Linked DNA regions of Homo sapiens: region 2 is linked to region 1. Evidence: chromatin contacts called from ENCODE Hi-C or POLR2A ChIA-PET data. All regions are on one chromosome and are shown on one strand. Each heading gives the region's core, a stretch centred on a gene start or an enhancer-like site at or near the end of the contact. The rest is flanking DNA. Distances are from core to core; before and after follow the strand shown. Region 1 overlaps FBN1 (fibrillin 1). Region 2 overlaps FBN1 (fibrillin 1).

Region 1 (5,679 bases), core at 1,517-4,016:
AAACAGCCTCTCCACCCAAGTGTGCCTATATTTAGGGAAAAAGGCAGAGGTGAGCTGGTAAAGAACCACAGAGGAGCACATGGTCATATGGAACTCTGATCTTTCAAATTCCAGTTTAACTCCCCCTTCCTACTTCATGTGGCTTTAGAAAGGAGGTAAGTCAGGTGTGGGGATGTCAGCTGGGCTGGGGCTGACAATAAAAACGAGGTCAGCACCAAGGAAGAACTGTCGCAGTAGAATGTGTGCTTCCTAAGACTGGGAGTTGGGCTTGGCTCTCCAACACTGTGTTATGGTTCCTTAGCACTCTACATGACAGGTAGTAAGTGCTCAATTCAAATTTGTTCAGTTAAGAGCAAGTGTCTGGCAGTGTGTTGGTGAGCACTAAAACAGGACCAAGAGTGAGAACACAGCCAGGATCCAGGCTGCTAAGGCAGGGCTGGCCAGCTATGGATAGAGACTTTGGACACCTCACCAGCTTGGCCATGTCCCCAGCCTGGAGTGGTCCCATCTCTGTCTTACCCACTCTGAACTCCTGACCACTGAAGTGCCCTCTAGGATAAGAGTAGTAATAGTAGTAATAATGGTAATAGTATTAATAGTGACAGTATCTCATTTGCTGCATGACTGGTACATTTCTCAAGCATTCAACCTGTATTTATTGGCTGAATTATCACAGCCACCCCATGAGATGGTCTCGGTACTATGACTATTCTAACTAAGAGATGAAGCAAGTGAGGCCAAGCCACAGGATATAACCTGCCCAAGACCAAGCAGCCAATGAAAGGCAGAGTCAGGATTTGACACTGGGACTCAGTTAACAGGCCATCCTGCCTCCCTTATCATATAAGGGAAGATCGTATTATGGTGATTTCCTGCATCACCCTAATACAATCTTCACAGAACTGTCATCAACACTTTTGTTATCCTGGAGGGCCCTTCCATCAGCCCCTTGGCTGGGTTTGATGAAACACCTCAGCTGGGAGGTATGCAAAGCCTTGGTCTACAATCCAAAGTCTTCCAATTCACTAGTTTCTATGACTGTTGTTGAGATACGTTGTTTACTTATTATAGTCAGGAGCCTTTGCAAGGTACATACTTTGCTTGCATACTTGTGAGAAGATGATCACGGACTGAAGTGGAGCCTACAAGAGCTGCTGCAATTTTAGAAGAACCACACTCTATAACCAATCTGTTTTAAAGGAGAAATTTGATGTCATAGATTTATTTTAGACCCTTTTTAAAAAAGGGCTTGATTTTGTGTGAAGGCAAAATTGACCTATTTAATGAAAAGAAACAGCTTAGAATCTCAAAGGGTTCATTGCTATTTTGAATACACGCAATTATGTCTTTAGATCTTTCACACCTTTGTCATTCATGTCATGAAAATGCCATATAAAGTTACATCACAACTGTGTATCATAAGTAAACAAAAAACAAATTCAGATGCCATTCATTCAGTGTGGGTTAGAACACGAAACATCATATTCACATTCGTTTTAAATATAAGTGATATATTATTATCAAGTTTAACAATAACGGGCTGAGTCTAATTTCCAGCCATTGTTAGGTATAAAATAGCAAAAGGATATATTAAAAATTATATTTTCTTTTCCTGTCAGGATTTTATTTGAACTTCAACTTAGTGAAGTTTATATTTTAAGACAAGATTGATAAACATGCTATAGTTTTAACCCTATATGAATGGACTCCACATGCCAACAATCATAAGATCTTCCAAAAGGAGAGTATAAAGCTTAAATAAAACAAAGTTTTTCAGTCATCTAAATATTTTGTCATGCTGGAATTTGGTAACAATAAGCATATAGCTAAATAACAGATGTCCAGTTTTCAAGAGCTAGAAGCAAACTAAGCCATGAGTCAGGACTGTGTTCTGGTCCCAGCTCTGTTATTAATTAGCTGGGTGGCCTTGGGTGAGTCCCTTCCCCTCTCTGGGCCTCTGTCTCCTCAAATATGAAGCAAGGCATTTGGACTAGATGAAGTCTGAAGCCTTTCCAGCTCTCCTAGTGGACAACGCTAATGTTCTTTCTAGTCTTTGCTTACTGCCAAACTTGGAGGGCAGCCTTGCTGGGGTACATGCCTGGTTGGTCCGTGGAGAACCACTACCATTACAGACCACTTATCTTGTGATCACAGATTCTAGGGAGGTTAAAAGATCTGTTTTGGGAAGGGGAAAAACAAAGCAGCTAGGGCCAGGTGTTCCATGCCAATGTCATTTAGCAGTTTTTCTTTCCAAACCATGAAGTTTCTTTGGACGTGGACGAGACTGTGGAGCCATATGGATTTGGCACTAAGGGAGCCAGGCTGATTGCTGGACCAGACTCTTGTTTTCTTAAACAAGGTCACTGGAAAGGCTGATGTGGATTTTAGTTTACTTATTATGAATAAGGTGGAATAAAGCAAGTGGTGATGTTTGCTACTAGACACAACTGTGCAGACTTAAGAGGGCATCTAAGGATGCATATAAATCACACCAGGGAAAAACTCAGAGAATGCAATAGCTTTCCATCTACTTTTATGTTATTTGGTTTTAAACCACAAGGGCATTGCCTGCACTGGCTGAGTGCTGTGTAATACTTCTGATTCTTGCACAAGCATCTCTCCCAATGTTGTGTTCTCTGCTTCATTTACCAGGCAGGGCCTCAGACCGAAAAGATTTTTATTTCACATCTGAAATTCCCAAAGCAGATGACCTGAGGAGATTCCATGTAAGATAAAATTGATCCACGAAAGGACTTTATGTAAACAATCTACACGTAAGGATTGGTGTGAAGTCACTTAACCTGGTCTTAGTCAGAAGGAAGGATTGAGAATTACAGTTAAATCAAATGTCAACTGGCCCCACTCCCAGAATCTCTCCCCATGTTGATGCCTAAGGTTGGTGTAACTATGCTTGATTGTAATTTTGGGAAAAGCTTTCCAATCCCCTTAATCATGAACAACAAATGTTGTTGCCAATTAGGTGGAGCTGCACAGGGTGTTTGCACAGTTTGTTTCAAACTAAGAATCAGTGTTTCAATAAAGTGAAAGGCATTGTTTAATATTTTTTTTCCTTTAAGAAAAAAATGGGAACTGAAAAAATAATGCTAACACAAAGGCAAAAAACCAGAAAGTTCTGACAATGCCGTCATGACTCACCAACGGGTAAACCGGTATAAATGTCGATGACAAAGCCTGGCCTTTGACTTCCACAGAGTGTAGCAAACTCATCTGCAATGATTAAACAAAGGTGGGATGGGAGGATAGGGGTCAGCAAAGAACAATAATTGGACTGAAAAAAATTATTTTGTAAGCATTCTTGAAAGGTATTTGTCTGTAGTTTGAAGAATTTAAAATAAAAAGTAAACCTGAAAATTCCTACAGATATAATCTTGCCTGTAAGACAAATATTGAAGAAAAAAATGACCTAATGTTGACGTGATAATGAAGGAGAAGTAGAGATCCCCAGATCACATGCCACTCATTCACATGAGTTTACCTGTAGGAGTTTGGATTTCAATATGGATGTTATTCAGCTCTGAACTCAGGGACTGGTAAGAGTGCCTCTCTCTACTCTGCATTTAGAGATCTAGGGTTTGAGGAACACGTATAAAAGCCATTTTCTCGGTAGATTATAGGAGACCATAGCAAATCTAGCCACATTCTTGACATCAGATCTATTAATGACTAATTTGGGTCAATCAACCAACCTTCACCAGTTTTTCAGTTTTTGGAGCTGGATTTCATTTGGTACAGCTCTGTCATATTCTCTCCCTCTCCCTCTCTCCTTTTCTGTCTCTCTCTGTCTTTCTCTCACTTGAATTAGTCAAATTTAACAGATAATAAAGGATGAACTAAATTCTATCAGCAGTCCCTTCTAACTGTGAGATTTTGTGATTCCAGATCATGACTGTAACTGGTAAGGTATGGTATCAATCTAAGCTTCAGATGGCCATTGCCTTATTGGTCACGCTCAGTGAAAATCAGTAAAAGATTTCTGGAAGTATTTTAATCAAAATACAGCATGTTATTCTCCTTGTGTTTTGTCTCCTTAATCTATGAGTGTTCACTTCCAACACTGTAACGCCAGCTGACATTGGTCACCTAAAGAAATTACAGGGACTCTTAAAATATGTGCAGATTTCACAGCTAATGAAAAGCCATGACTGAATTTGGTGAATATCCAACATCAAGAAGAAATCTTGCATTTTACACAAGAGTATGTAGATATTCAAAACTCAGGCAATCATTTCTAAAAGTAAATGTTAGTCTACATTAAGGGTTTCCAAAGTGGTCTCCAGAGGAATATGCAATAATCCATTAGGATAAAAAAGAAAATGCGAGGACTTCTATCTATCTTTGGAAAAATCTAATCTTTAAAAAAATTAATTTTGTGTACACTTTATATTAGAACAGCTCAGAAAAATAATAAATGTATTTTTCAATATAATTGAAAACAAATACATATACACATACATAGATATATATACATAGACTTTTACATATAAATGCACACCAGGTGTGCATAAGCTTCAGATTTTTTACCAACAGGTAAGTACCACCTAAAGTTGTAAAGACCATTATTCAAGATCAAGGGTCAGCAAACTTTTTAATAAAGGGACAGAGAGTAAATATCTTAGGCTTTGCAGGCTGTACAGTCAGTCAAAACTATTTAATGTTGCCATGAAAGCAGTAGTAGACAATATGGAAATAAATTAGTGAGCTCTAAAAAAGTTTTATTTATGGGAAACAAAATCTGAAGTTCATGTAACTTTCATATTATGAAATACGATTCTCCTGATTTTTTCCAACCATTTAAAATGTAGAAATCCTTCTTAGCTTGCAGGCCATTCAAAAGTAGATGGTGGGACAGATTTGGCCCATGGGGTGTATTTTGCCAAGCCCTGGTCTAGAAACATTTTGCAGGGTGGAGGTAAATCAGAATTCTAAGTGGTGGTTATTATATTATTTCTGGAGTAAACAATGGATGGAATAATACATTTTACTAAAAAACAATTTTCTGTTGCATGCAATGTCAGGTAGTACCAAACAACAGATTTAATATTTTATATATCACTGTGGAAAATGGTGTAGGATTCCCTTTATAGAATACCCTAATCAATTCCTTGCATGATAATTTCAACTAACCCAAATCATAATCTTGGCAAATGATGTCATCATCATATACATAATGCACAGCATATACCATATGATATAAGAACAGTACACTAATGTCTTTATTTATTCAAAGGATGCAATTTAGCCTTTTTTTTTTAAGACAAATAACATTATTTAGTTTCTTTCTCCATGAGAATATAAGAAGAAATTTATCTCGATCTCAATATCAAGAAAAGTTGCACTTTCCTTTCATTTTGAGTTTTCTTTATGCTCATTGAGAATTTTGTACTTGATCACATCTCCCTTTTCATAGGAGCTGCTAGAAAGTTTGGGGCTAAAATTATTGCTTATTTCAGGCAAGTGTGTAGAATTCCCGGCTTGAATTTTGTGTATTAGTCCTGCTCCTGGCTCTTTCTTATTCTTGTTTGCCATTTGCCTTATGCTTATTTCTTGTTTAACATTTACATCTTTGTAGGCTGCCTTTAACTATTTTTGGAACAAGTTTAGCTTTAAATAAGTAAAAAGACAAGGAATTATGTTTCCCTTACTGTCACATTGATTTGT
Region 2 (4,877 bases), core at 1,068-3,567, 51 kb after region 1:
TCATCCAAATAAGATCATCTAAGGAAGGAGAAGATGGGACATATGAAATACATATCTCAAGTTCTTGAGTTTTGGCATGTGCATGCAAACTCTAGGGCTAGATGTATAGGTATATCTATTTATAAAATTTGACTCCATAGAAGTTATCAGGATCCTTTTTAGGAATAATAGTTTACAAACTGAAAAATGTGCTAATAGCCTAGTGGGTATATTTATTTCACAGATTCATATTACTTCTAATGCTCTGAATATGAACATAAGTCAAAACTAAGATTAGTGGAATTTGAAATGTATTTAGGCTACATCCTAATTCTTTTAAAGATGAAAACCAGAAGATAACTTGTAGTTTGAAGCAATTTTAAATAGGGGCAGGTAAAAAGTGGACTTTTAGAATACATGGCTCAACTATGGATTATAGCTGTGGCAGTGAACCTTTAAGATCCCTTAAACATTGGGGATGGTTCTTTAAATTCATCACTATGTTATTTTATTTGATATTAAAGCTGTCTTGGGAGGCACTTGCTCTTTTAGACACAGTGTTTTCACTTACAGGCTTTAGAAAGACCAAAGTGATTTATTATATATACATATTTTAGATATATATAATATATATATTAGACATATATAATGTATTTTAAATATATATTATTTATATTTTAGATATATATTATTTATATTTAAATATGTATTTTATGAATATTATCTATTACATATTCAGAAATACATATATACATAATATATATACACATATTACATATATAGAAAATATACATAACATGTATTTTTACATTATATCTATTTTAGATATATATTTCAGATACTGATTAGTAGCATTTTATTACTAGGCAGACACTTTAAACAAAAAGATTATAAACGGCTAGATAATACACAGACTTAGGTGTGTCCTATTTTTAAAAAATGTACAAATTCTGATTGTAAAAAATTAGAAAGTATGAAATTGTGCCACAGAAGTTTCATCACACCAGGGATCTTTAAATGGCAAGCTCTCCTAGCATATTAAAATGTTATTTGATTCACACAAATGTAAATTAAGAAATGAATATCATGGAAAATTAGGCTTCCTTTTGAGATAAAATATATAAAACATATTTGATACTTTGACATTTCACTCATTATTTGGTCTTGTTAAAGACCCCTGATATTGAAACTGCAATGGAAGGAGAGGACTAACATTAGTATACTATTATTACCTTCACAGTTCTTCCCATCTCGTGTAACATGAAAGCCCGCATTACACACGCAATGAAAACTGCCATCTGTGTTGATGCAGCGTCCATTATTGCAGATCCGGCCATTCTGTAAACACTCATCAATGTCTAAAATCAAAGTTTAAAAAGAAGAAATAGCTTTATTTAGGGGAGTTAAAATTATTTTATTTCCCCCTCCCTCCATTTGCAAACTCATGATCTTGGCTTTTGGTTTTAATTACTTAATAATATTCTCCAACATAAATTGGTTATCAAATAATGTGATATTTAGGGTTATCAGAGTTGAAAAGACATGATAAAAAACCTGTATAATGGCATTAGATGTAACTCTAATTTCTAATAAGACTCCTTAAATCCGAAGTCTGTAAACAAAATAGATTCTTCTTCACCATTTTCCAAGCACATCTATTTAACCAGTATAAATCACTATTTATACTGAAATTTGGCTGGCATCTTTAAACATATAATTTTAAAAGACATATTTTATAGCTATCTCAGAACAATACAACATATGCTATTTTTTTAAACAATCACCTTAATTCTGCCTGAAAACCGTCAATCACATCTCTAAAATGTCCATCTTCCTTATACCAATTCTGGTTTACGTGCAGGGTTACTGCTGATAGATTCTTAGTCTTTTAAAAAACAACTTTATGAGTATTCTACCAACCAAATAAAATATTGATTCTATGAGGGTATTTTTCCTTTTTTTCTATTGTGGTTAATATTATGCCAAGGTACACAACAGAGCTTGACACGGAAGTGTTAAAATAACAATAACTGAAACAACCTGTATCTGATTTCTCCCTTAAATATTAACAATCTACCCAAAGTGGATAGCATGGTTCCCTGGATTATCTGTTTCTCTCAGTTTCTAGAAGCTACAAACCTGGATAAACATCAAAGAGGATGAACACAAACCTCTTTGTCTACACAGGCACACAATCACTTCCAGGGCTTATTCCCAGAAGACAGGGACCAAGAAACTATGTGGAGTTGGATGCGAGCATTCCTATCTATGCAGAGTTGAGGTCACATTTGTCTGAGTATAAGTGCCCTAAATATCCCCTGAACAATGAGCACGTGCGTTCATGGCATGTCAGTTACTCTGACTGTTTACCCTGTGTCTGTGTGGTGTCTTGTGGTTGGCCCTCAGATGCACTTTCTTTCTGGGCAGATCCTGCAGTGGTTTCCACACAAGTCATTGGACGAGCTGAGGCAGTCTGGGCTTTTCTTCTGTCTGATCTTTGTGCCAACAACCTACGATCTTTTTCTCTCTCGTTTATTTCTTAATCCTTGCTAAAAATCAGACTTGCTCCACACTCAAAAAAAAATGGTAAAAACCACATATTCTTGAGCAGACTTTTTTTTTTTAAGGATCCCATAATTTTTTGAGGCCCAAGGTTAAAATAAACAGGATAAAAAGTTCATATTTTTCTCTCTTCCTCAATTTCAGAATGTCATGGGGTTCCCCATTGCCCTATAAGACAAATTTAAAGCTTGTCATTCAAAGTTCTCCTCTACTGTGTTTCTGCCCATCCTTCTATCCCCTTCTACTCGGCCCCTCACTTACTTCCCAGTTATGTGCACAGCCTTTTGGACCATTCTGTGGCAACTTTCATCAGCAAAATAATGTGAGCACGTTCTCAACTTCTTATTTTCAGGATAACCTTAGTGCTAGCTCTTAAAGAAGGCAGTGCTTTAAGTATTCAGGTCATCCTCAGTCTCCAATACTAAGTCTCAGATTGATAACAACCACATACATGAGTTTATACTGGCTGGTCCTTGCCCCAGCTGAGTGCTCTCAATAACCACCTCTCTTTGCTTATTTAACAGTGCAGTCTCTGGACATTGATTTCATTTTATTTTCTGTTATTGCAAAATGCCTAGTATGCTATTTGTACATGTTAATTATATTAAACAATAGTCATAATATTAAGAAGGTTCTCAACTCAGTTACGTGTTCAACCTATCCATATTTATAACTAATTAATAGAAATGTTAGTGAGTTCAAAGTCCTTGCTCCAGTTTTTTTCTGCTTAAAATGGTCATTTATATGTAGTGCACTAAAATACACTGGTGGCAAGAAATCTCTACGTGAGAACAAAATTCATAAATTTTGAAGCCAGTTCACTGATAAAAATTAAAACTTCTATATGTCTTCAACTCATGAAGAGCTTTTGCTAAAAGAGGCAAATAAGATTAACTCTTGTCAATGGCTACCAATTTTCTAAAGTGATATAAACCTCGCTATCTTTTACTTAACTTTTAAAAAACTTTTAAGTTTAGGGATACATGTGCAGGTTTGTTAAATAGGTAAACTTCTGTCATGGGGGTTTGTTGTACAGATTATTTCATTACCCAGGTATTAAGCCTACTACCCATTGGTTATTTTTCCTGATCCTCTCCCTCCTCCAACCCTCCACCCTCCAATAGGCCCCGGTGTGTGTTGGTCCCTTCTATGTGTCCATGTGTCACCATTTAGCTCCCACTTAAAAGTGAGAACATGCAGTATTTGGTTTTCTGTTCCTATGTTAGTTTACTAATTATAATGACCTCCGGCTCCATCCATGTCCCTGCAACGGACATGATCTCATTCTTTTTTATGGCTGCATAATATTCCATGGTGTACATGTACTACATTTTCTTTATCCAGTCTATCATTGATGGGCCCTTTTATTTAACTTTAACAGAGTATTTGCCTGTTTTTTTTTTCTGTCTTTACTGAATTAATGATACAGTTCATTTTGTGCTTAATTTAGAGATAGAGATGGAGATAGATGTTTGGGCTCCCTGACAGTGATCATTGTATCTTATTTATTTCTGTTTTAGAAACTCAGTACATAAGAGTCATTTAATAAAAGGCATATTGGGTGGCTTAATAAATTAGTTAATAAACCTGATGGGAAATTTTTTATGAGGGGACATTTATAGCAGTGCTTCTCAAACTTCAATGTACATACAGATTGCTGGGGGATCTTGTTAAAATATAGATTCTGCAATAGTATGTCTGTGGTGGAACCTGAGATTCTGCCTTTCCAAGCAGCTCTAGGAGATGCTGTTGCTGACCACACTAAAAAGCAGCAAGGGCTTAGAGTGACATCCCTATCTTTTAGAACTTTCCATTAAGAAATTAATTGCACATAATTTCAACTGAAATTTTCCTCAGTTGCTGTGTCATAAAGGACAATTCCACTCTCTACTTCTCAGATGAAAACTTAAGAGGCAATAATAGTGACGAGACAACAATACTGAAAATAAGATTTTCCTTCAGGCATAGACGCATCTTATAAAATAACTTCAATGCTTGCCAGATTTTATGACACTGTCTTTCAGAATGACAATAGGTGGAACTAAGTTCAAAAAAGCCACGGGACTGTATTAGTCTCTTCCGGCATGGGTTATTTAAACTCCATGGAACTCCTTTGAAGCCAACCCCCAGTTAGCATATATGTCCCACATTCCACGTCAGGAGCCAGGACCATACCTCGGCATTCTGTCCGCGTGAGTGTGCTCTGATATCCAGCTCGGCACTGACAGGTGTACGAACCCTGGTTGTTAATACACTCACCACCAGCACAGGGGTTTTTCTCACATTCATCAACATCTGCAAAGCACAATGTATTTTAGTGCAAAATTACATAGCAA

Evidence for each region. A loop is a pair of places that touch in the nucleus more often than their neighbours do. ChIA-PET counts read pairs that join two places held with the same protein, here RNA polymerase II (POLR2A).
Region 2: a loop to region 1 is called in a map of Right ventricle myocardium superior, with 3 times the contacts of the local background. The contact joins two enhancer-like sites. A Hi-C loop is called at or near these places in 3 of 168 maps with a recorded cell type or tissue (Right ventricle myocardium superior, cardiac septum and endothelial cell of hepatic sinusoid). POLR2A ChIA-PET finds 5 or more read pairs at or near these places in 1 of 52 experiments (PC-3).

What each region holds. Positions count from the first base shown.
Region 1 is chr15:48,457,090-48,462,768 of GRCh38, forward strand. It overlaps FBN1 (fibrillin 1), which reads right to left. Exons shown (of 66, transcript NM_000138.5): 43 at 3,157-3,228. Among named protein-coding and RNA genes, the nearest start is that of DUT-AS1, 130 kb to the left of the region's middle. Within about 2 kb of position 2,767, at least 3 of the 41 ENCODE cell types and tissues checked have a DNase peak (open chromatin) inside an H3K27ac peak, as active enhancers do.
Region 2 is chr15:48,508,833-48,513,709 of GRCh38, forward strand. FBN1 (fibrillin 1) reads right to left here. Exons shown (of 66, transcript NM_000138.5): 13 at 4,717-4,836; 14 at 1,212-1,337. Among named protein-coding and RNA genes, the nearest start is that of FBN1, 130 kb to the right of the region's middle. Within about 2 kb of position 2,318, at least 3 of the 41 ENCODE cell types and tissues checked have a DNase peak (open chromatin) inside an H3K27ac peak, as active enhancers do.